Linked DNA regions of Homo sapiens: region 2 is linked to region 1. Evidence: read pairs that join two places in POLR2A ChIA-PET (ENCODE). Cell type or tissue: IMR-90. All regions are shown on one strand. Links, peaks and the distances in the headings refer to the core of each region. The heading gives the core; the rest is flanking DNA.

The links. Peaks named below come from ENCODE experiments on the same cell type or tissue, not always from the same donor. Only the 100,000 strongest peaks of a DNase experiment are listed, where the experiment ranks them.
Region 2: POLR2A ChIA-PET joins it to region 1 with 8 read pairs; 2 of 35 experiments call an interaction of 5 or more read pairs at or near these places.

Annotation. Positions count from the first base shown.
Region 1 is chr14:69,799,876-69,812,672 of GRCh38, forward strand. It overlaps LOC124900353 (small nucleolar RNA SNORA11), which reads right to left and starts at 4,456; the gene lies at 4,328-4,456. It overlaps LOC100506358 (a long non-coding RNA gene), which reads left to right and starts at 11,885. Exons shown (of 2, transcript NR_149012.1): 1 at 11,885-12,123. In IMR-90, for the core only: no CTCF peak of the experiment used is centred there; no DNase peak of the experiment used is centred there; H3K27me3 peaks cover 1,061 bases.
Region 2 is chr14:70,001,684-70,014,480 of GRCh38, forward strand. It overlaps SMOC1 (SPARC related modular calcium binding 1), which reads left to right. Exons shown (of 12, transcript NM_001034852.3): 8 at 9,071-9,263; 9 at 9,802-9,884; 10 at 11,703-11,808. Among named protein-coding and RNA genes, the nearest start is that of SNORD169, 30 kb to the left of the region's middle. RefSeq lists enhancers at 7,483-7,562, 8,930-10,129. In IMR-90, for the core only: no CTCF peak of the experiment used is centred there; no DNase peak of the experiment used is centred there; H3K27ac peaks cover 872 bases.

The DNA.
Region 1 (12,797 bases), core at 2,346-10,345:
TGGTTTTCTGTTCCTGCATTAGTTTGCTAAGAATATTGGCCTCCAGCTCCATCTGTGTTCCTGCAGAGAACATGATCTCATTCTTTTTTACGGCTGTATAGATTCCATGATGTATATGTACCACATTTTCTTTATCCAGCCTACTGTTGATGGGCATTTAGGTTGATTCTATGTCTTTGCTATTGTGAATAGTGCTGCAATGAACACACGTGTGCATGTGTCTTTATGGTAGAATGACTTATATTCCTTTGGGTATATACCCAGTAATGAGATTGCTGAGTTGAATGGTAGTTCTGTTTTTAGTTCTTTGAAAAATTGCCACACTATTTTCCACAATGGTTTAACTAATTTACCCTCCCACCAGCAGTGTATAAGTGTTCCCTTTACCTTGAATGTAAATGGGCTAAATGCCCCAAATAAAAGGCACAGAGTGGCAAGCTGGATAAAGAAGCAAGGCCGAACAGCATGCTGTCTTCAAGAGACCCATTTAACATGCAATGACACCCATAGGCTTAAAATAAAGGGATGGAGAAAAATCTACCAAGCAAATGGAAATCAGAAAAAAGCAGGGGTTGCAATCCTAATTTTAGACGAAGCAGACTATAAGCCAACAAAGATGAAAAAAGACAAAGAAGGGCATTACATCATGGTGAAGGGTTCAAATCAACAAAAAGGCCTAACTGTCCTAAATATAGATGCACCAACCGCAGGAGTACCCAGATTCATAAAGCAAGTTCTTTTTAAAAAATAAATAATTGAAATTTATTTTTTATAATTCTGGAGGCTGGAAAGTCTAAGATCAAGGTGCTGGCAGATTCAGTATCTGATGAGGGCTGCTCTCTGCAGATAATGCCTTGTTGCTGCATCCTCCAGAGGGGGTGAATGCATAAAGCAAGTTCTGAGAGACCCATGAAGAGACTTAGACTCCCACACAATAACAGAGGGAGACTTCAACACCCCACTGACAGTATTAGACAGATCATCAAGGCAAGACGAATCATCAAAGCAAAGATACTCAGGACCTGAACTCAACACTTGACTGAATGGACCTAGTAGACATCTATAGAACTCTCCACCCCAAAACAACAGAATATACATTCTTCTCATTGCCACATGGCACATTCACTAAAATCAACCAAAGAATTGGACATAAAGCAATTCATAGCCAATGCAAAAAACAAAAATAAAATTATACCAATCACACCCTTGGACAACAAAGCAATAAAAATAGAATTGAGTACAAAGAAAATTGCTCAAAACCATACATTTACATGGAAATTAAACAGCCTCCTCGTGAATGACTTTTGGGCAAATAAATTAAGGGAGAAATCAATAAGTTATTTGAAACTAATGAGAACAAAGATACAGCATACCAGAATCTCTGGGATACAGCTAAGGCAGTGTTAAGAGGGAAATGTATAGCACTAAATGCCCACGTTTTTATTTAGTCTTCACAATAGCCTTATGAGATAAGATGCTATTGCTATCCTTATTTTATAGGTTAGGAAAAGGCTTAGAGTGGTTAAATAATCTGCCCAATTTGCATGGCTAGTGAGTGGTACAATTGGTATTCATGCCCAGCCTGGTTCCGGGCCCCAGCTGCTCTTCTGACCTGCTCCTTCTTTTGCCTCATCCTGTCTCCCGAGTTAGCCTGCTTTTTGAGACCTGAAAGCTTTGACTGGAAAAGATCCTGTGATTGCATATTTTTTCCAAACTGGCCTAGACTTGTTCTTTCACAGGCTGGATGTAGCAAGCAACACAACAAACACAACATCCAAACAATCATGGGGGGGTAGTGGTGGCTGTGTAAATTTTACTTAAGGGACATTTTAATTTCATCTCTGGCAAAAGTCAGCTATTTTCCCAGATTCTGAAGTGGCATAAAAAGCCTTCAGTCAGCCATTGCTCTTGACAGTAGAATTCTACTTGTAGAAAATTATCCTATAGAGATAATTGCTTGAGGATCTACGTAAAGAGATTTTCACTGCAGCATTGCTTTGTAATAGTGAACTATTGGAAATAACCTAAATATCTATTAGTAGGTGATTGGTTATGGCCCATTTAAAAGAATGTAGCCATTAAAAAATATGGTAGTGACTTATGGTATAAATGTGGCTGTAGAGGCTGGACATGGTGGCTCATGCCTGTAATCCCAGCACTTTGGGAGGCTGAGGCAGGAGGATTGCTTGAGTCCAGGAGTTCCAGACCAGCCTGGGCAACATAATAAGACCTAGTCTCTACACAGAATAAAAAATTAGCGAGGTGTGGTGGCAGGCACCTATATCCCCAGCTACTTAAAAGGCTGAGGCAAGAGGATCGCTTGAGCCTAGGAGTTTGAGAGGTCAGGGCTGCAGTGAGCTATGATTGCGCACTGCACTCTAGGCTGGGCGACAGAGTGAACCTTGAGGCTAAAAAGAAAAAGAAAAAAAGGGCTGGATGGCTGGGCTCGGGCTCATGCCTGTAATTCCAGCATTTTGAGAGGCTGAGGTGGGAGGATCACACAAGCTCAGGAGTTTGAAACCAGCCTGGGCAACATAGTGAGGGCTTGTCCCTACAAAAAATAATTTTAAAAATTAGCTGTGTGTGGTGGTGCATGCTTGTAGTCCTAGCTACTTGGGAGGCTGAGATTGGAGGATTGCTTGAGCCCAGGAGATGGAGGCTGCAGTGAGCTGTGATTGCACCACTGCATCCAGCCTGGGTGACGGAGCAAGACCCTGTCTAAAACAAACAAATCAGAAAGAAAGAAAGAGGCTATTTCTCCCTTCCTTTTCTAGAAATCATTCAAAAGCAACAAGGAAAATGGGGAAAAATTCCATAGACAATAATTTTTTGGTGAAACGGGGACACATACCATTTGCAGACTCCAGAATGCGTGAAAAGGCTGCCGGTGTCACCATTAGGCAGCACTCACTAGGGAGAAAGAGAATGCAGAGGGGGTGGATGTCAGGAAGCTCTAGGAATATGTATACCTCCTGCAGGTGGAGGATGCAACCTCAAGTGCAAAAGAGATCTCCTTCCTTTGTAACAACAGCTATGGGAATTGGGTGAGCAAGGCTGACAGCAGAAGCCATCTTATACCCCGCTCAGGTTCATACAGCCCGTAGAAGCGGACGTTTTAGCTATCCATTGCTGTATAACAAACCACCCCCAAATTTGGTGATTTTAAACATTTATTTGTTATTCTCTTTCACAGTTCTGGGATATGACAGGTTCAGCTGATGGCTTTTGCTTGGGGTCCTCATATGGTTGCTGAGGATAAGTCATCTGCATCGTGATCTCAGAGTAGTCAGACTTCTTATCTGGTAGCTGATGGCCCCAGAGCAATTGCTCCACGAGGCTTAAGTCAAAGCTGCAAGGCATCTTATGACCTAGTATGGAAGGCCTACAATGTCACTTTCAGCACATTATATTTTGTCAAGCAATTTACTAAGAGTGTCCCAGATTTGAGGGATGGGAGAAATAGACTCCACCTCTAAATGGGAAGAGTAGCAAAGAATTTATGACCATCATTAACTGTCCACATGGGGCTATACAAAAAATCAAATGGATGAGCAGTAGTTGTATGAAGCAGTCTGTGTCTATGGCTGATGGTGGTGGAGGGAAGCCAGCTATCCTAAAAGGATACCTTGTCCCGCCCCCCAACAGAGCCTCATGCAAATAACTTGCCCACTCAATAATGAGTGACACATAGCATCAAATTAAATCCACTATAAGGTGAAGGAGGAAAAAAGAGTGTCAAACATTTCCAACAATTGAAGAATACTTACCAGAAAAAATTGACATAGAGCAGCTGAAAAAAGCATTAGGCAATTGAATTTTAAAAAGTGAATGCAGTAATTGCTTCTATGAAGAAAGACCACAAAACAGAAATACATTAACAGATTTTTTTTTTAATTACCATTTTGCAACCCCTAATATAGCAATTGGTTTAGGTAGGGATCATCAATAGATGTGAAAACCCTTGAGTAAAAGGCAATTGGGGAATAATATATTCATGGTGATAAAGTATCACCACATGGAGTAATTATAGAGGGAAGATATGTACCTTTACATTGGAGAAACCTAGCAGTTACCCATTTTAACCAAGTGGTCAAACTTGGAATTACTGATATCAAGACAGCCTAAACTCATGTGCCTCCTGATGGAATGCAATATGAAATTCACAACATCATTACAGGCAAAATGTTTAATCTGAATTTTATCAAGTCTTTGGACCTAGCTGGCAATTTATCAGAAATACAAATGCTAGATAAACAAATGAAATATAAAGAAACAACCTGACAAATCTAGTCTATGGGATATTTTATAAAACAACTGGCATGGATTCTCTTTTTTTTTTTTCACATGTAGGGAGGACACAAGTTTTGTGCCCCTTGTCACAATGACCCCAGATTCCTGTTTGGTGTATTGTAAACAGAGGAGCCACTCTTCAACCTCCCTGCCCTAAGCAAACCCTGGCATATACTCTTAAAGAAGTAAATGTCATAACAAAAGTTGGAGATCTAGTCTAGATTAAAAGAGAATAAAGGCTGGGCGCAGTGGCTCATGCCTGTAATCCCAGCACTTTGGGAGGCCGAGGCTGATGGATCATGAGGTCAAGAGATTGAGACCATCCTGGCCAACATAGTGAAACCTCATATCTACTAAAAATACAAAAATTAGCTGGACGTTCTGGCATGCACCTGTAGTCCCAGCTACTTGGGAGGCTGAGGCAGGAGAATTGCTTGAACCCGGGAGGTGGAGGTTGAAGTAAGCTGAGATCTCTTCACTGCACTCCAGCCTGGTGACAGAGCCAGACTCCATCTCCAAAAAAAAAAAAAAAAAAAAAAAAGAGAATAAAGAGACATAACAAGCAAATGCAATGTATAATTGGATACTGGGTTGGAATAGTATTTAAAAACATTTTTTGAGGTAATTGGGGAAATTTGAGTATAGATTATATATTAGATGATATTATAAAGTTATTGTTAAATTAGTATGGTTGCTATGGTCTGACTGCTTGTGCCCCCCTAAGATTCATATGTTGAAACCTAATCACCAATGTGATGGGAGGTGGGGTTGTTGGGAGGTGATTAGGTCATGGGGGCAGAGCTCTCATGAATGGGTTTTGTGGCCTTATAAAAAAGGACCCATAGAGCTGCCTTGCCCCCTCCACCATCTAAGGGCACAGCAAGAAGGTACCATCTGTGAACCAGAAAGTAGGCCTTCGACAGACACTGAATCGTGGGTGTCTTGATTTTGGACTTCCCAGCCTCTGGAACTGTGAGAAATAATTTTCTGTTGTTTACAAGCTACCCTGTCTATGGTAATTTATTCTAGCAATTCAAATGGTCTAAGATAGGGGTTATATAGTGGAATGTTTTTATTTTAGGAGGTGCAGACTAAAGTTTTTGTGGTTGAAGTGTTCTGATGTCTACAATCTATTTAAAAATGATTTGGAAAAATGCATGTATGTATTGTTTGTGAGTATAGAGACAGTGAAAGCACATAGAGCAAAATAATAATAATTGGTGAATCTATATGAAGTATATGATATATGGCTGCTCATTGTATTATTCTTTCAACATGTCTGTAGCTCTGCAAGTTTTCCAAATGAAAAGTTGAAAGGAAAAAGAACATAGGGATGAGATTGTGAGATAACAGAATGAGATGAAGCATGGGTGGGCAGAACTCAGATCAAAGTATCAGAGAAATAAGGATGAAATGGAAGGGGTGCAAATAATAGGCAATTAAAAAAACCACAGCAAGGGACAAAAATATAATTTTCTGAAATAGAGACATTAATTTATATTATGTATCAGAGAAAATTAATGCAGGAGAGCCAACCTAGAGATGTGTCCTAGTAAAGTTATTAAACTTCAAAGATAACTAAGCAAAATGATCAAGTCACTGAGGGGCGGGGGAAGCAGGCTTGTTTCCGAGTTCCGTGCAGCAATATTCAATGTCAGAAGAAAGTCATGCAATACTTAAAAAAGATGTCCAAGGGAAAAAAAAGTGTTACACATGGAGTTCAAATCCAGCCAAATTATCCTTCAACCATAAAGACTACAGATATCCTCGATCATAAAATAATTCAGGGGATGTCGATTCTTTGAATCTTTCTTGAAGAAACAATCAGAGGATGGATGCCAGCCAACAAAGAGATAACTGAGGACATTATAGAAAAAAGACTGGAGGCAACTTTGAATATATGTAATGTAGACTAAAGCAAAAATAATTCCACACTTTAGAGTAATTGAAAATAATGTAAAAATGACATGTCCTGACAATGTATAAATACATGCACTGAACAAATACTCGTGGAGGAAGGGGGAAAGTAGGTGAGAGGTAGATTAAGGTAACTGATTGTTACATCTGTAATAAGTGGGAGTCAAAAAATATTACTCAAGACTGACAAACCAAGTAATAGAAGCATACACATTTTTAATAGTACAAAATGAAACTCAGAGAAAGATGTTCTCTTTGGTAGGAGAGAGGAGGAAGAGAGGAAGAGGAAATGTGCTTTTTTTTTCATTGTTCCTAGGCACTAATAGACATTTCTTGAATAATAGAAAACTAGAGGTATTTTTTAAAAGTTTTATTATAAAAGTAACAGAGCAAAAATGAAAACCTATTGAAATTTGAAAATAATTATTCACAGCAACAAAGACAACAGACTACATAGTGAATGTTTTTAAAAAACTAAACAAAAATAGAACATAATGTTACTATGTTAGAACTAACGCTAATTTATTTGACATATGAATAGATGTTGAAATAGGCTTAACTCACCTATTAAAATAAACAATATTTCAGAGTATTCTTAGGCAACACCCACCTTCATGCTGAGCTCAAGCAAGTGAGCACCTACAATAAGTGTTTTCAGAAAGGTTGAAAATAGGCCAGGTGCAGTGGCTCATGCCTGTAATCCCAGCACTTTGGGAGGCCGAGGTGAGTGGATCACTTGAGGTCAGGAGTTTGAGACCAGCCTGGGCAATATGGTGAAACCCCATCTCTACTAAAAATAAAAAAATTTTCCAGGCATGGTGACACATGCTTGTAATCCCAGCTACTCAGGAGGCTTCGAAGCAGAAGAATTGCTTGAACCCGGGAGGCAGAGGTTGCAGTGAGCTGGGATTGCGCCATTGCACTCCAGCCTGGGTGACAGAGCGAGACTTCATCTTAAAAAAAAAAAAAAGGTTGAAAATAAAAGTACATACAAAGATAGGTGAGGCAAATGCAAAACAAAACAAAAGACAAACAAAAGAAAGCCCAGGTCATAATTTTAATATCACACTAGATGGAGATGAAGAAAGTCACTTTAAGGTGGGGTGCTGTGGCTCATGCTCGTAATCCCAGTGCTTTGGAAGGCTGATGTGAGAGGGTCACTCCAGCCCAGGAGTTCAAGACCCACCTAGGTAACATAGACCCTGTCTCTACAAAACATTAAAAAAAAAAATTAGCCAGGAGTAGTGTTGCATAACTGTAGTCCCAGCTATTCAGGAGGCTGAGCTGGGAGGATCACTTGAGCCAGGGAGGCTGAGGCTGCAGTGAGCAGTGATAGAGCTACTATACTCTAGCCTGGGTGATAGAGCCAGACTCTGCCTCAAAAAAAAAAAAAAAAAAAAGAAAGAAAGTCACTTTATAATACTTAAGGATGGAATCCACAATGAATACAACAGTTCTGAATATCTATGTACCAAATAGCAAAGCACAACATTCATAAAGCTAAAATTATAAGAGATACAGGGGGTAAAAACAGACAAACAAATGGTAGGAAACTTTAATTCACCCATCACAGTCAATGATGGATCAACTGAAAAAAAATAATTAGGATATAGAAAAAACCTAAATATCATATTTAGAAAAGCAGATACAGGTTTACAATATCTTTTCCAAAACTCTCTATAGTTTTTCAAAGTGTGGAAAGCTGATATAGTACATATACTGAATATTATGTAATATCTTAATTGGGGTTCATAATGAAACACATTGATATTTTCTGCAGTGAACCATATGATGCGGGAAGCAAAAACCATAACTAGTCTTACATCAGTTTAGAACAGAGTTTGCTGTCAAAAGGAGTTACAAAAAAAAGTTTAGAAATCAGAACATTTTGGATTTAGGATATTTCAGAGTTGGGAAGGTGACTCTGTGTTGGGCTCCACATAAGGAAAAATTTCAACCTAGAACTGTCTAAAAAAGAAATGAAGTCCCTTGGAAGTGCCTGCCACTGGGGCTCAGGTGGGTGGGAGACATTCAAGCAGAGATGACCATTTTTTCAGGCGACTCAAGTACCAAGTAGAGAGTTGGACAAGGAGACTACCAAGTTATTTTCTCACCTGGGATTCTAGGGTTAGACTAGCTGGAAAGTGGTGGGTTAGAGAAGGGGGATGAGCAGAATGGGTTCATACAATCCTATGCGTTGTCTCTTAGGTATCTGTCAAAATTAAAGCAAAATGGTACTGATCCAGTGTTCCAGCATGTGGTTGGGAAATGCGTATACAAGCTACTAACTCAGTGAAGATGGCAGACAAGTTGCTTTTTACAAGCTCTTAGAGGATGGATCCCATTCCAAAGTAGGCGTAAAATATGCTGAAAAGTGGCTGGGCGCGGTGGCTCATGCCTGTAATCTCAGAAATTTGGGAGGCTGAGGAGGGTGGATCACCTGAGGTCAGGAGTTCGAGACCAGCCTGGTCAACATAGTGAAACCATGTCTCTACTAAAAATACAAAAATTAGCTGGGTGTGGTGGCACATGCCTGTAATCCCAACTACTCGGGAGGCTGAGGCAGAAGAATCACTTGAACCTGGGAGGCGGAGGTTGTAGTGAGCTGAGATTATGTTATTGCCCTTCAGCCTGGGCAACAAGAACAAAACCCCGTCTCAAAAAAAAAAAAAAAAGTGCTGAAAGGTAGGGTAGCAAGTGGGGCTTTGAAGGGACAGCAAGCTTGTCCCCTCACTTCCTATGGCTGAAGCAGCAATATCACTCAGTGAGTACTTCTGAACTCTCTCTGTGCCATCAAGCACATTTGTAAATTTCTGAATTTGGTGCTGCATAGCTGGGGGCCACAGCAGGTTTAGGCGGTCAGTGAATACTGACAATAGAGAGCTTGGCCCATTTCTGAGAGCTGATAGGTCAGGTGGATGCTGGCGAGAAAAGGCAGTGGCAAGTGGAGGGCATTAGGCCTTTCTTGGGCCATAATTGGCTGATTTGATGATTATGAGCGAGGACTGGGGAATGGGGAAGGTCATTGCTGCTGGCTGCCGCTACCTGCCACGTGTCAGTGATGTTTTCTGGGTGCATGGGTTTCCTGACCCTTGTTGGGTTGCTTTACTGCTTTTTAAAACTTCCAAAGGACTCACCCTGCCTTCTTGGGAACAACTATCAGTGTTTGATGACTTTTGCTGAGGGAGCTCTTTCAATTATCTTCCTGGAATCACGCCAGTTGTGATTACTGCCACACTCTCTATGGTTCCACCACTCAGCCTGGAAAATGGTGAGGCTGGTGGAGTGGAGGTCAGCTACCCTCTGAAGCACTTCTTTCCCCCTTGCAACTTTAAGCAAACATTCCATGGCCAGAAGGGAGCAAAGTCTGTAGGAGGGCAGAGAGCAGCAGGACTCACCCGGTCAGAAGTCCTTTAAAACATTGATTTCTCTTCAGCTTGAACAAAACAATATGAGTTGCATTATGGAGGAGGCAGAAAATGAAGATAAGCACAAAAAAGAAAACAAAAATCTCACCACGCAGAGATAAGTGCTATTCATGGTTTAGTCTGACTGTTTACAACTGGGTTCCTAGATGTCCTGGGGTTCTATGGAGGTGCTTCTAAGACGCCTTAAATACTTAGAATTTAACCAAAGAATGGCCGGGTGCAGTGGCTCATGCCTGTAATCTCAGCACTTTGGGAGGCCGAAGCAGGTGGATCACCTGAGGCCAGAAGTTCGAGACCAGCCTAGCCAACATGGTGAAACTCCATTTCTACTGTAAATACAAAAAAAAAAAAAAAAAAAAAAAGGCCAGGCGCGGTGGCTCATGCCTGTAATCCCAGCACTTTGGGAGGCCGAGGCAGGTGGATCACGAAATCAGGAAATCGAGACCATCCTGGCTAACATGGTGAAACCCCATCTCTACCAAAAAAAAAAAAAAAAAAAAAAAAGCCGGGCCTAGTGGCCAGTGCCTGCAGTCCCAGCTACTCAGGAGGCTGAGGCAGGAGAATGGCATGAACCCGGGAGGCGGAGGTTGCAGTGAGCCGAGATCGCGCCACTGCACTCCAGCCTGCGTGATAGAGTGAGACTCCATTAAAAAAAAAAAATTAATCAAAGTAGAAAATATTTTGACCACATAAAAATGGCAATAACCAAAAAAATAACAGCAACCTTGGGGCAAACAGCAGTCTTATGGAGACCACCAGCATGTGATCGTGTGTGTCTCTGCCAGCCTCAGCCCAGCTCCTCCTGCTGTCCCTGGGTGGTTATTTGCACTTGTCATGAATGTGCCTTGGTTGGAAGGCTGGAGCCCTGCAGACCCACAGGTCTATCAGAGGGCTCAGGGCCTTACCTTCTGTATGTTCACCTCATGAGGAAATCGTGGGGTGTGTAAGAAGTGAATTTGTAACACATCGTGGTGTGATTCCATTGTATTATGGATCACTTTAGCACCTGTCTTTTATTTTTATTATTGAGGTATGGTAAATACCTCTTAATAGAAATACATTTCAGTAAGTGGCAGGATACAGAATGCTGAGTACTAACCTTCCCCACCCCAAGCCCACAATATCCTGTAACCTGTGGCCCCTCAGCTACCTGGCTGGGAAGTTCCCTCATGCCTTTAGAGGAGGATTTCAGAAATGTGGAGAGAAGGAAGCATGAGGATACTCAGCTTTTTCATTGAAACTGAAAGCAGAGGAAAGTACTGATAGCTTTCAAGACCAGAATCTAGGCCAGGTGTGGTGGCTCATGCCTGCAATCCCAGCACTTTGGGAGGCCAAGGCAGGAGGACTGCTTGAGATCAGGAGTTTGAAATTAGCCTGGGCAACATAAGGAGACCCCATCTTTACAAAACAATGAAGAATTAGCTGGGCTTGGTGGCGTGTGCCTATTGTTCCAGCTACTTGGGAGGCTGAGGCAGGAGGATCCCTTGAACCCAGGAGGTGGGGGCTACAGTGAGCCATGATGGCACCACTACACTCCATCCTTGGCAACAGAGTGAGACTCTGTCTCAAAACAACAACAACAACAACAACAAAAACAAAGACCAGAATCTAAACAGTTGTCTAAACAGCAAAAGAAGAGCTGGGTTGGGGAAGGGAAGAGAATCAGAGGGAAAGCTGGAGAGAAACAAAGTTCCTGCACCCTGACCTACTATCCCACCCAAGGTCACAATCCTGGGTTGGAGACAGTCACCAGAATAAATGTGGGGACTCTGAGGCCAGAGAAGACCTGTGCTCCTTCCCAAGCATGGCCTGGGGAAGTTGGCTGAGATCCTGGAGTACCCTGTCTGGTCAGCTGTCATTGTGTCTGACGACTGCTGGATGGAGCATTGGGGCAGAGAGGCCACAAGTTGGCAAAGTCCTCCTCCTTGAGACTCCCGTGGCTCAATAGGTACAGGGAGCCAAAGGCCCGTGGGACGTGACCAACTCAGCATTCCACTGAGTCTATATGATCAAACAGCAAACTGTTTATCATGAATACAGAATGTGGGCAAACTCACGACCGCGCCTGCCCCAGAAGGTTTGCTGAGGGCAATCACTTCCTGGCGCCAAGCTCCTTGAGGTTATCTACTGGGACATCTAGAGAATGCAGTCTTGTGAGACTACTCTGGACGAGCAGCTGACCCCTTCTTCCACCCCCCTTCTCACTATCTCTTTTGCCTAATAAATACGGAGGGCTGTGTAAAGGTCAGGGCCCTTGTCCACTAGAGGCAAGGTGCCCCCTGACCCCTTCTTCCAAATATACGCTTTTGTCTTTTATTCCTGCATTCGCCCGCTTTGTTCAGTCCCCCTAGGTCCATGTGGGTTACATAGTGGCGCCGCAGAACAGGGACTTCAAGGACGTAAACGAAGAAGGTCTGCTGGAGCAGAGGAACTGAAATTGAGAAGGTGAACGGGGACCCCAGGCCGAGTCTGCCGACAGGGATATAAGGTCGGTGCCCTAAAGAGGTACTGGGAGCAGTGCTTTAAAGAAGTACTAGGAATGGGAAGTTTTCTGAATCAGGGTAACATGAGTCAGAATTTGTCTGTTGGAGAAAAACATTATGTGCAGTTGCTTAAAGTTTTGTTGAAACAAACTGGTGCTCAGGTCAGTTCTCAGACATTAAGATGCTGCCGGAGGTTATTACGCATAACCCATGGTTTCCACAGGCACTCTTGATGTGGAAAATTGGGATAGAGCAGAAGGATTAAAACAGGCTCATCAAAAAGGTTTTAAAGTTGATTCTTCAGTTTTTTCCACTCAGAGTTCAGTTCGTACTGTACTTCTGCCATTATCTCATTATTATGCGGGGTAGCAGGCTGAATCTAAAAATCTGAAAGAATCTGTTGTCCCACCCACAGATCCAATTGAAAATAAAAGACAGGAGAGGGAGAATAAAAATTGGCCTATACCACCTCCTCCAGTTGCAGAAACATCTGTACTGCCTCCTTTGGTGGCAAAAATAGAGACCCCCCAATACAGAGAATTTATGCTCTGCTGTCATAGCCGGAGAGCCCTTAGGACCTTGTGCTTTTCCTATTTCCGTAACGCCTGATCCAAATAATCCGCAGCAGGTTATTCACGAACACACTCCACTAGAGTTTAAGTTGTTAAAGGAATTAAAA
Region 2 (12,797 bases), core at 2,569-10,568, 200 kb after region 1:
AGACAAGCTAATAGGAATAGTAGCTACCATTTAGCAACTTACTGTGCCACCAGGTTTAATGTTTTTCACACACGATTGCATTTAATCTTCACAATGACCCTGTGAGGCATGTGCAAGAGTTACCTTACTTTTACACGTAAGGAACCTGAACTGGCCAAGGTCACAGAGAAAACAAGGGGTAGAGCCTGAATCATTGACCACAAAGCCCATGCTCTTGACTGCCTATATTGCCTCTATTCCAACTGTTGCTGACTTCAGAACCTCCTAACATGCCAGACCCTTCGATAGGAGTATGCAGGAGGAGTGATAGGCACTTACTACTGCTTTTAGCCTTGCCAAGGAAGCCCTAGTATTCCCTCATCCCCTACCTCTAGTTCCCTCTGACCGCCCTGAGTTCTCTCTGGCAGTTGAGCTTTTAGACCATCCTCACATCTCCATCTGGGCTGGAGCTGGAGACAGTTCTTCTCTTGGCCAGTGAGTTAATTAGAAAGGTGCTCCCTCCAGGGGGTCCTCCCGGGTCCCTTTGTAGGTTACAATTGAGGGATGATGTTAGATTTTTGCTTTCTTTTGCTGCCTATTCTGTGGGGGAAAGGGCTTTTTAGCTTAAAGGGGATGGAAAAACCCATGCCAACAGAAGTGTGACTTTAATTCGTGCAAATTCTGTTTCTATTCTCCCCATACCCTCCCTCTACCTGATACAAACCTGAGCACAATTTCGGTGGCTGACTTTGTTCTGTTTGCCAGCGATGTTTGCTTTTTCCTTGCCCTGGTAGAGCCTTTCCTTTTCTGGGCCAGTTGTCTACCCTCTATTTGGAAAGGAGCCCTGAGCAATGGTTCTGTGGGCTCTCCCCCTCATCAGGGGCTCCCAGAGCCCCTGCATAACTCTGAGTCACATAGATGTTGAGAAATTGGGAATTGGGAATTGGCGATGGCCAAGTGGCACTGAGTGGTGTGCGTGATGGAAAGCCATGGTAGCAGGGCAGAGTCGGCCCAGCAAATGGTGCTTGGAAAAATGATCCTCTGGGGGCCACTTAGCCCCTCCTGTGAAAAAGTGCAAAGTCCACAAGTAAGAAAAATAACCTGTTCACATAGTTGGCTTGAAACCATAGGTGCTAAAACCCCCTGTGGCTAAATAAACAGCAAGGGCCTGCTCAGTGATGTCCCATAAATCATGGAGTGCAGCAACCCTTCCCTGGGGCACCACATCTAGTCCCTGTGCTAATCCTTCTGAAACAGCAAAGTCAGTTCCTTACAACCTGGTCCTATCTTTCTCTCTTTTACTCCTGCAGTGCCTTCCTCTGCCAAATTCTCAGCCACCCTACAGTTCTGGAACACTCCCGACACCACACTCTCACATGCTCGCACGCTGACCTAGAGAATCCTGAGGCTGGAGCCATGTGGTTTCTTATGCCTCTGGAATTTCATGTTGTAATTTAGAAAGGTTGTTTTCAACACACAGTTTGATATTTTGGGTTATCTTTCAGCATTTCATTCATTTTTGATAAGAGACTAGGTGGGTGTGAAGTATTTGATGGGGTTTCAGGGTCACTGTAGGTGATACAATGCTAATTTTTTCTTTAATATTCTTGGCTCAGTGGGACAACTCCTTTTGCAATGAAACCCAAGTAAGTGCCTCTCATTTTTCAGTCTGGGTAACATTTTAATTGATTTTTCCCCCAAGAAAATCCAGTGCTTGATGGTCTGAGGGTTGAGTGTAGCATTTCCCAGGATGTGTCAAAGGGATAGATATTCTTTTTGCAGCCTCTGTGGTCTCATCCCTACGGTTTATTCAACAGTGGGCAGCCCCATCTCTGAAGTGTCAGACTAGAATTCTGTGAGAGGGGTGACATAATGGGGACTCAAGCAATAGAAGGGTTCTTGGACCAAGTACCCTTTATGAATCTTTTACACCAGAGATTCCATGGCTCTCCTATGGCCACCAGAGACGGGTGTGGTGAAGGCTCAGGAAGGATGTGCAGAGCCCTAGTTTCCAGGAACTTGCATCCAGTGAAGTCAGGGTACCGAGGACAAGGGGCCCACGAGGGCAGATCCTCCACTGCTTCTAGCCTTGTTCCAGGCAGGGCCTCAGGGAAAGCTTCAGGGATGGAGGATGGCCTAGAATGAGGGTAGGCAAAGATCTCATGGTTTATTCTTTCTGCTTGCTACATCTTAGAGGATTTTTCTGGCCTCTCCAGCACCTGACATGATGCCAGCACCCAGTACATATACAACCAGTAATATCCTGGGTGATAACCTGGGTCTACAAGGTCCCAGTCCTTTTTTGTGTCCTCTTCCTGGGCCCTAATCTCATTTTCTACTCAGGATCCTGCTTTAGGTCCTCCTCTCTCAGGACCATGTCAGCTTACTTTTTCTGTAGTGTAAGGAACTCCCTGTCTGGATGGCCAGAGTAGGCACCTTGGTTACCAAACGAGCCTCCACTGGGAGAGCTTCTGATTCTTTCTCCAGGAAGACTGCATCATTCATCAAGGCATCTTCCCAGTCCATGTTTTCATGGCTTGTGGCTCTTCTTCAGTTCTTCCGCGTATGGTTCTCTGTAAGATTAGCCTTTTTTCTTGCACTTATTTTTCAGATGGACTTTACGATGCTTCATATTATAGGTCAATTTGGCTAGGCCATCCTGCCCAGTTGTTTGGCCAAACACTCATCTAGATATTGGTGTGAAGGTATTTTGTGGATGTGGTCAACATTTACAGTCAATTGACTTCAGATAAAACAGGTTGCCCTTCATAATGTGGGTGGGTCCCATCCAATCAGTGGAAGGGCTTAAGAGCAAAGACTGAGGTTTCCCCAAAAAGAAGGAATTCCCTCTCCAGACTGTAACATGGAAATCCTTCTTGAGTTTCCAGTCTGCTGACCTGACCTATTGATATTGGACTCAAGACTGCCCCATCACTCTTACCTGAATTTCTAGCCTATTGGCCTGCCCAACATATTTTAGATTTGCCAGCCCCTATAATTACATAGCCAATTCCTTAAAATATCACTCTCTCTCTCTCTCTTTATGTATATGTGTGTGTATCTATAATCTGTAGATATCTAGCACTTGTCCCTGTGCTAGCCCTTCCAAAACAAATAGATATAAAGATACATACACACATACATATACGCCTGTCTCTGTCTTCTGTTGGTTCTCTTTCTCTGCAGAACCCTGAGTGACACAGACCTTCTCTGTCTACTGTCTGCTCTCTCCACCCGTCTCCCCCTTTGACCTCCACTTCCTCCATCACCATGAGGTTCCCATGTTCTTTCTCCAAAAAGCTTACAGCATAGCTGGTCTACCAATAACTGCTGACTGCATGTGCAGAAGGTGCTTTGGTGTTGGGTTACCCAGGATCTCAGCTTTTCTGTCTGCTCCTTTCTTCAGCAGTTCCTCCTCTGGAAGGCAGTGTCTAGAAAGAAAGGCCAGCCCAAAGATCTGAAACTCAAATCTTGTAATGTTTATGTTTTTTGGCCATTTTTGCTTTAAACAAAAAAAGAAGAGAAAGGAAAAAGATGATGAAGAAGAAAAGGTTTCTGGGATAAAAGACTAAACTCTGGGCTAAAATCAAGTCTGGGGATTAGCTGAGGATTTAGGTTATCCATGCTTTCCTTTGTTCCTAATCACCATGAGTAATTGAGAGGCACAGAGGCCTGGGCTAGTCCTAGCCGACAGAGCTGTGCTCCAGGCTTATCCTCTCTTGGTGGGATGTGAAAGAACCCGTGCCCTGGGCCTGGAGACAGGGTTCATGTTTGTCTGGTCCAACCTCTTTTTTCCTCTCCTGTCTCCTGCCCTGCCCACTCCTGCTGGACTTTGGTCCTTCTTTGCTATGTGCAATTAGTGGTGGACAGGGTTGTGTGCCTTCTGGTGACAAGGGGTGGACATGGTTTCACTTCTATCTGAGTATTTACCATGTGCCAGACTAGGTACTGGACAGTTTGCTTGGATGTTTTTTCTATTGTGTTTCTTCTCTTAGGCAGTCAGAGGTTTGTCAGTGAAACTTTAACCACTCATTGCCAAGTGCGGAATGACCTGACTCTCACTTCTTCTCTGCACCATCTGAGGGACAGGATTATAGGGGCGGGCGTGTGAGTGTGTATGTGTGGCCATGCATTTCCATGCCCCCCTGGACAGCCCTGATTGTTCCCTCTCCCCTTCCGTTTATGGCTTCCAGGTGTTTACAGATGGTCCTGGCCCATTCTCATAGATACCTGGCCAGACCTTCTAATCTTGTCATCTTTCCCTGAGTGTTCCTGAGCACAGATTATTTTAGAATAGTGTGTGTTCACTTCTGGGGAGCTCCCTCTCTGAACCCATGATCATGAAGAGACCCACAAAATAGGCCCCCTGTCTTGCATTCTGGAAGGGGACTTCTTGGTACCTAAGAAAACTGATAGATGTGAATTTTAAGACCCATTTGGGATTTAGGTAACTGAGAAGGAAAGAGGATGATAGTGGCCCCATGGGTGGTCTGGCTTTTTGGGTCCGCCACTTCCTAGTTCTGTGATCTTGATCCAATGACTCTGCCAGTCTGTGTTTCTGCACCTTCTTCTATTCAGTGAGGATAAGAAGAACACTATTTTAGAGGCTTGTTTGAGTTTGAAGTGAGTTAATACAAGCAAACTGCCCAGTACCAAGTCTGGCACATGGTAAATACTCAAATAAATGTTAGCTATTGTTATTCATTTTAGAGTTCTGCAATGGTGGATGAGTTACAAATTTGGGTCCTCAGATATGGAATAAGCTTATGCCCTGTGGTACTTACTGATTAGCATATGCATGACCCATAACCTCTAGAGAAGCCCTTCAAGAATAATTGATTGGTTGACTGAAGGGCTTACAGGGCTACAAAAATACGTACAGGGTAAATTGATGAATAGTTAAGGAGGTCTAGATGTTTCAGTTATCTGCTGCTGTGTAACAGACTGCTCCGAAATGTACTGGCTTACCATAAAAATAATTAATTCTTTCTAATGTGTCTGTGGGTTGGCCGGATACTTGTTTTGCCTGAATTTAATCCTGGACTCATCCAGGTAGGGGAGGATCAGCTGGGCTGGAATGTACAAGGTGACCTCCCTCTCACATCTGCAGTTGGTACTCGCTGTGACCTGAGCTGCTCCCCTTTCCTCACTGTGGCCTCTTGTTCTCCAGTAGGCGAGACCAGCTTCCTTGTGATGATCTTAGGGCAGCTTCCACAAAAGTGAAAGCGAGAGCTGCAAGTCCTCTTGAGGCCTCGGCCTGACACAAAACATCAGCATTGCCTCTAACATTCTATTGGCCAAAGCAAACCAGAGTCCACGTGGAGGGGTCCACACAAGGCCATGATCACGGGGAGGCACAGTTCATTGGGGACTGTTTTGTAATGAGATGACCTATAGTGAGTAAAAGAAAAATATAGGTTAGGATAAAAATCAGATTAGCCTGTGGCAAGAAGATGATCTTGCAGAGGTGAAGCACCCAGCCAGTGCTGAAATGTCAGCTCTGCCACTTCCTAGTTCTATGATCATCCAATTTCTCAACCAGTCTGTGTTTCTGCATCCTTTTCTGTTCAATGAGGATAACAACACTGCCCTTAAAGGCTTGTAATGAGTTTGAAGTGAGTTAATACACATAGTGCACCTAATTCCAAGTCTGGCCCATGGTAAATACTCAAATAGATGTTAGCTATTGTTATTCATTTTAGAGTTCTGCAATGGTGGATGAGTTAAATTTGGTTTTAAGTTTTCCGCTTCTGAGGCAAAGAGAGAAAAATATCCAGGTACAAGATTTGTAGCGTGCTTAGGTCGAGAAGACATCATTGGTCAGAAGGAGCTGTGCTGTGTCCAGCACATTTGATTTTGAATGCAGCAGATTTGGGATAGTCTGCAAAGACACTGACATAGAAGAGCTCACTGTAAAAATAAATTTATTTGTCTCCTAGAGCAAATGGTTAGAGGCAACACTGTCTAGAGGTTAGCAAGTCAAGCCTGACTGTCAGGATCCCCAGCCTTTCTCTCTCCTGGCTGAGTGAACTTGGGAAAATCCATTAATCTCTCCAACGTTCAGCTTCCTTGTCTACAAAATGGGCGTAATAATAGTGCCTACCTCACATGGGCAAAGGGATTCATTAGGTAAAGCCCTTAGTCTATTGCCTGGCACATATCACTCAATGAATGTTTGTTTTTCTTGTTATTAGTTGTAAAGATGATTTTAAGGGAGATTTTCTCTTTGCTGTAAGACAAACTCTCTGTGTACTCTTCACAGAGGGTTAGTGCTATTATGATAAATCACTCCTGTCTCTTTCTTAGAGGCACCTGGACTTGCAGATACTGTAATGAAGTAGTAAATCAATAATAAAAATAATAAAATAAAAAAGTAATAAACCTTGCAGTCAGGCTTTTAAAAAATTCTTTTGCTATCCCCCATTTTTCCAAATTAGTGAGCTTTATCATTTTTATTATTTTATTTTATTTTATTTTATTTTATTGAGACAGGTTCTTACTCTGTGGGCCAGGCTGTAGTGCAGTGGCGTGATCATGGCTCACTGCAGCCTCAACCTCCTGGACTCAGGTGGCCCTCTCACCTCAGCCTCCTGGGTAACTGGGACTACAGGCATGTGCTATCACACTGGCTACTTTTTGTATTTATTTATTTATTTTTGTAAAGACATAGTCTTGCTATGTTACCCAGGCTGGTCTCAAACTCCTGGGGTAAGCAATCTGCCTGCCTCAGCCTTTCCAAATGCTGGGATTATAGGCATGAGCCACTGAGCCTGGCATTTTAATGATTTTATTCTCCATGGAACTTCATAGACACTGACTATAAACAGCTCAGAACAGCCTTCAAGGACTTCCAGAAATCCATCAACAGGGCCCAAGCCACGAGTCTGTGCCTCTTCTTAGATGGCTTCTGTCCACATTTCTGAGGGTCTCGGGACCCCCAGTGGTGTGAAGTCAGGTTCATTATTTGCTCTGCCCCTGGGGAAGCGCCCCCCTTCTCTCTTTGCCTCTTGCTTTCGGTCTGATTTATGGCTTTAGAAGGTTGGCCTGGAGAGTCTTAATTTAAATCCTCTGTCAGAGGTTGTTACATGAACGTGGTGTCAGTAAAAAGCTGTTTTCCTTTGGTTTTGCTCCTCTATTGCCTCTTTCATGGCATGAAATACGAGGTAGGAAAATAAGGCTACCAAATTGGGGTTGGGGGAGCTATTGAAAAATTCTTGCATAATCCCCTTGAAGTTGCCATGGCACCTTCCCAGCCAGGGGCTGAAGTCAAAATGCTGGATCTTTAAAGCAGGTTTCCCAAGGCCCCTCTCCCTGCTCAGTTTCTGTCTCTTTCCTGTCTCTAGATGCTGTTCTGGTGGTAGTCACAGTTGGAGGCAAAACCCAAGTCTGATGTCTGTCAGCTGTTTTAAACTCCTCTTCCTCTAGCCAAGGAGACTCTGTTTAGCTTTTCTATATTTGCATTATGAAAACAGTAGTTTTTTTTCACTTCCCAAATTCAAAACAACATTTTCTATTTTAATAGTGAATATGCTATATGTGCCTGCCTCCTGGCCCTCAGATATTTTTATGCCCCTAAGGAAATATTTTTACCCTGCAATGAGAATCACCAGGCTATTGTTTTCGAGCATTTTCCTAGCAGTGAGACATAGCATTGTTTTTCTATCATCTGACTTATCTGTAAAACTGCATTGAGCTACTTTGTGTCTCTGTGTACTCCTATGGTTTGTTTAAACATGCGTGCTTTACCTATATGTGTGTCATTAACAGAGCCATTATTTCAAGGAAGTTGGCTTCTTTAAAGTGGAGTTGAGTGCTGTTGTTCAGTGCACAACATGGTTCTCCAGGTTGCTGATACCAAGTTCCTTGCTCTTAAGAAGGGTATTTTTGTAACAATCTGTAAACATTCAGTGGGTGCCCAAGACTACATTCCTGTCAATTTCTTCAAGAGAAGAGTTGTAGAATAGTGGTATGAAAAAAATATAGTAGGTAAATAAACAAGTAAATGAAAAATAAAGTAATAGTACAGGTTTATGATGTGATTCTTTTGTTATCAAAAAAGTAGATGTGTGCACGTGTATTTCCATGTATGTATGTACATAAAATCTAGGGAAGGTACAGTGTTTAACTTTGGCAGGATTATAGGTTTTTCCACTTTCTTTTTTAAAACTTCTTTATAATAAGAAACCCAACACTATTTATTTTTAATAATTAGAACAAAAACAAAACCAGAAAAAAAAAGACAAAGAGCAAAGCCAGGCAGGCTAAGTGGTTGATTGGGAAGAATTTTCAGGTAAGTGGCTGTGCAGATGTGAGATGCCCTGGAGCTGGCCATGCTGGACACAGGGCACCACGCTCTGTCTCAGCCGGGGACTGGCTCGGGGGAAACCAGGTTGGGCTGTTCAGACATGCTCATGTGTTACTGAGGCTGCTGAGTGCAGACACCATCCGGCTGGGCCTGTTTTCTCTCCAATTGGATGGAAGCAGCATTGTGTAATTCACTGAAATTCACTCGGCCTACTTTGTCCAGCAGCCTTGGAGGGTGGGGAGAAGCCAAGGCTGGACCTTGTTTCTGCTCCTCCTGGGTGCCGAGCATCACTCCACATGAGGCTGATGGCCACGGCTCCATCATGCTGTGTCTGGGCGTGGAAGGGTCTACATGCACAAGCATTCCTGCATCAGCCTGCAGCATAGCCAGGCTCCTGCACCCACCTCTCCTGCAGTCCACAGACAGAACATCAGCAGGAGCCACTCTGAAAACATTGAGATATTCCACCCTTGGGACAAGCTGCCACTCTGAGAAGGGGCATCCCTGGAGTCCCTGGCTGGCTTGTTGCTGCAGTTGAACCTATTTGGTGGGAATGCTAATGAATGCTGGCAGCAGAGATGGCCACAGGGAGGTTCTGAACCTCCAGGCCCCTCAGCATGCGCTGGCATGGGAGACAGCTCTCTGTGGTAATTCATCAATGGGGCAGCTCATCAGTTCCTGGGTCCAGGCCTGGTCCTTGCTACTTACTTTGGATGCTGGGCACAGAAGACAGGAGTGTTAAATCACAGGAGTGATAGTCACCACAGGCTGTGTCTTCTCTTGCAGAGAAAGTCTATTCGTGTGACCAGGAGAGGCAGAGTGCCCTGGAAGAGGCCCAGCAGAATCCCCGTGAGGGTATTGTCATCCCTGAATGTGCCCCTGGGGGACTCTATAAGCCAGTGCAATGCCACCAGTCCACTGGCTACTGCTGGTGTGTGCTGGTGGACACAGGGCGCCCGCTGCCTGGGACCTCCACACGGTAAGCCCCCCAGACTGGGTCCTGGGAAAAACGCACCTGCTGGCTGTTATCCATGCTGGCATCTCCCAGTGTTCCTGCCCTGGTCTGGTGGGAGATGAGTGCCTGGGAGAGCCATGTTTTCAATGAGTAGAAGAGTTTCAGGTAGAAAGACCCTGGGACCTGGATTCTGGTCACAGGCCTGTCTCTTTCTAACTTAAGACCTTGGAACAGTACTTAACCTCTCTGAACGTCAGTTTCCTGATGAGATTATTGCCCTTTCTAAGCCACTAGCTTCCATGGATCAAAAAAGATACTGCGTGCAGCTCAAGTATCATTGTTATTATGCTTGAGTGGTTGAAATGACATGCCTGAACATGTCTCAGTGGGAACATTGATGCTAAGATTGCCTTGTAGCTGCCGGGCAGCGCAAGAGATATCGTTCTGCCCACCCTCAGTGCTTTAGGCTTGGTGACAACATAGATCATTGCTGGGCAGTAGTGACTGAAGTAGGCTCAGTTGCCAGCCCCTCCCAACCCCCCCCATATCTCTCTTTTCCCAGCTACGTGATGCCCAGTTGTGAGAGCGACGCCAGGGCCAAGACTACAGAGGCGGATGACCCCTTCAAGGACAGGGAGCTACCAGGTGGGAGACGATGCTGCCCTGCCGGCGCCATCACCTCCTTCTGTTCCTCCACCCTCTCATTATGCAGAAGAAGCTGTCTCCTCTTTGTCTGTTTCCCCATGTGTAAGATGGAGCCAGGAGCCGTGGGATCTACATCCTGGTCTGGGATTTATCCCTAATTAGCTCTGCTCTTGTGCACATTGCTTCTCTTCCTTGTGCCTCTTCGTCTTTATAATGCAGTCATCGGGTTAAAATCCCGTCTGCAGTTCCACAATGCGTTGTCCATCTGAGGTCCATGAGGACAATGTTTTGAGCACTGTGAGTTATTTTTTCCAGAGCTGTGAGGATAAGATAGCTTATAGGGAGGGGCTGTCCTGAGCGATGTGGACAGTGTCTGTTGCTTGCTCTGAAGAGGCAGATGACCCCTGGTGACACAGGACGACCATGGAGTGTGACACAAGACACATAGGCAGGGCCCTGGTACCTCCAAATGGCTGATGTGCGGGTTTCCCCTTATTTATAGCAATCTCTGCCTGCAAGTTACAGTAACATTACTAAATATTGGTGGCTTGGAATCTTATTGTCTTTACACAGCACAAAGTCAGATTAGTGCTGGTGGGAAATGGGCCACCTTCCCATGACCTATCAGGACTCCAAGTGAGAACTGAAAGCAGAGAGTTCTAAGAGTCAGGGATTTTCCACACGAGGTTTGTAGAAATCACCCCATCACAAGAATGGAGTCATGGTGGCCAGGGTACCCCTTTTAGCTAACCCCTCAACAAATGTGAATTGAGATTCTACTATGTGCCAGGCACTGGGTATAATCTAGTGGTCAAAGTTGACATGAGACTTACAGAGTGGAGGAGACAGATTGGATATGAATAAATGAATACAGGCATTTATAGATAGTTGTGGTGGGTACTCTGAGGGAAAAGCGGAACATGCTGTGAGAATGGCAGGGAGAACCTGCTTTAGATTCCACAGCTTCTCTGAGAAGCAAGTGTTGAACCTGAGACCTGGAGGATTTGGGGACAGAAGAGAATGAGCTAGTTGCTAATTTCTATGTGGAGTTGCTTTGGAGAGGAGCACTGGGAGTAGTGTAGAGGGCCCATTTGGTGCTGGTGATCGTGACTTTATAGGACACCCATTTATCCAGTTGTGTGGTGGTGTTTTCCCCAGCTACGTGGTGTAGACATGGAAAAGGCACATCTATAGAAGGTTCTTCTGTGCTTTACTGTGTTTTCCTGGAATAATACAAGGAGGAAAAAAGGAACAAGGACTTGGGAGTATTTACAAGAGAGATGCTGTAGTTATAATGTAAGATGGTTGAGGAGGGAAGTGAAAAAAGGAGGAGGCTCTTGGATGGATCTGGTGGTAGGTGTACTTAAGTCAACTTTGACCACTGGGGGTTCTCTCCCTCCTTTGTGCTCCCACAGCCCCTAGTTCTTACCCCTAGCACAGTATTTTTCTCACTTTAGGACGACTGCTTGGCTATTAGCTTGAGTTCCCCTGTAGATGTGAACTTTACAAGGATAAGGACCTTCTGTATTGTTAACTCTGTATCTCTAGCGTTTAACATGGTGCCTGAGTTGATGTCTAGCAAAAATGTGTGGAATGGAAGAAAATTGAAAGCATTATTTGGTCTGATGGTCCTTTGTGGGGTATGGGTAAAGGAACTATGGAAGTTTATGAGACTCATCTGATCAGTAAACAAATCACTAAAGTGGATTTGGCTGGACAAGAAGGGCTTTGAGAAGTTTAGGAAAGGATGGTAGTTGAGAAAGCTGTTGACTTGATTATTATCTGGCATCTACCTTCAAATCTCATTTTATCTTTTAGGCTGTCCAGAAGGGAAGAAAATGGAGTTTATCACCAGCCTACTGGATGCTCTCACCACTGACATGGTTCAGGCCATTAACTCAGCAGCGCCCACTGGAGGTGGGAGGTGAGATTGTGAGCAGGAATCAGGCCCAGGAGAAAAATGTGGGGCCCCTGACTTTTCAAATGCTGAGGGAGGGTGAGAGAGTGGGCAGGGTTTGAGGAGGGCAAGGGCTGGAAGTTGATCTTTTTCCTGAAACCATGTACCCATAGCTTTGACCCGCCTTCTGTCAAAAATCTTCCTGCCCCTCTACCTTCCCTATTCTTTGGGAGCTGCTTGTCCCTAGCTTTTAGTTACCTGATTTATAGGAAAGTCCAGGGCTGTCTGGGACTTCCAGCTGTTTAATCTCAGAAGGTGATGGGTTGGAGTGAGAGTTCTGAATGGCAGGAAGGGTGATGGTTATATCATGGGAACAGGGAGGCAGAGAGGGAGCACAAAGCACTTTGCAATTTTCTTCTCTCCTAGAAGGCAGGAACCAAATGCCTTTTTGGCATCCTGAGAATTCCAAGGAGCTCTTGGCAATGGAACTGGACACTCATATAGCCAAATACAGCTCAGGTCAGGAATTGAGGTGGTAGCTGAGGCAGTCCTGATGTGAGGCTGAAATGCACATGCTCCCCAGTAACCAGCATTGCTGGCACTCATGAGTTTGGGCCCATTAGGCCAGTCGGTTGGAGATGCATGCACGCATTCATCCATCCGCTTACCACCTTTTGAACATGGAAAACACAGCAAACACTGGGCTAAGGATGAGGTATCTGGGGATAGAGGCATGTCCCACCTTCAAAGGATGCAGCTTAGCGGGGATACTAGACCATAGATAGATACTTACAAAATCTGTGGTGAGTGCTAGGACAGAGGTGGAAGAATGGAGAATGGTTGTCTCACTCAGTCTGGAGGAGTCAGAGCAGGCTTCCTGGAGAAGGTGATATCTGAGCTGAGTTTTAAAGAATGGGTAGGACTTATCTACCTATCAAAGAAAAGATAGGTAGATAAAGAAAAGAGAAAGCCATTCCAGAGAGAAGGAAAGGATACTGTGGCTCCAAGAAAGTGCA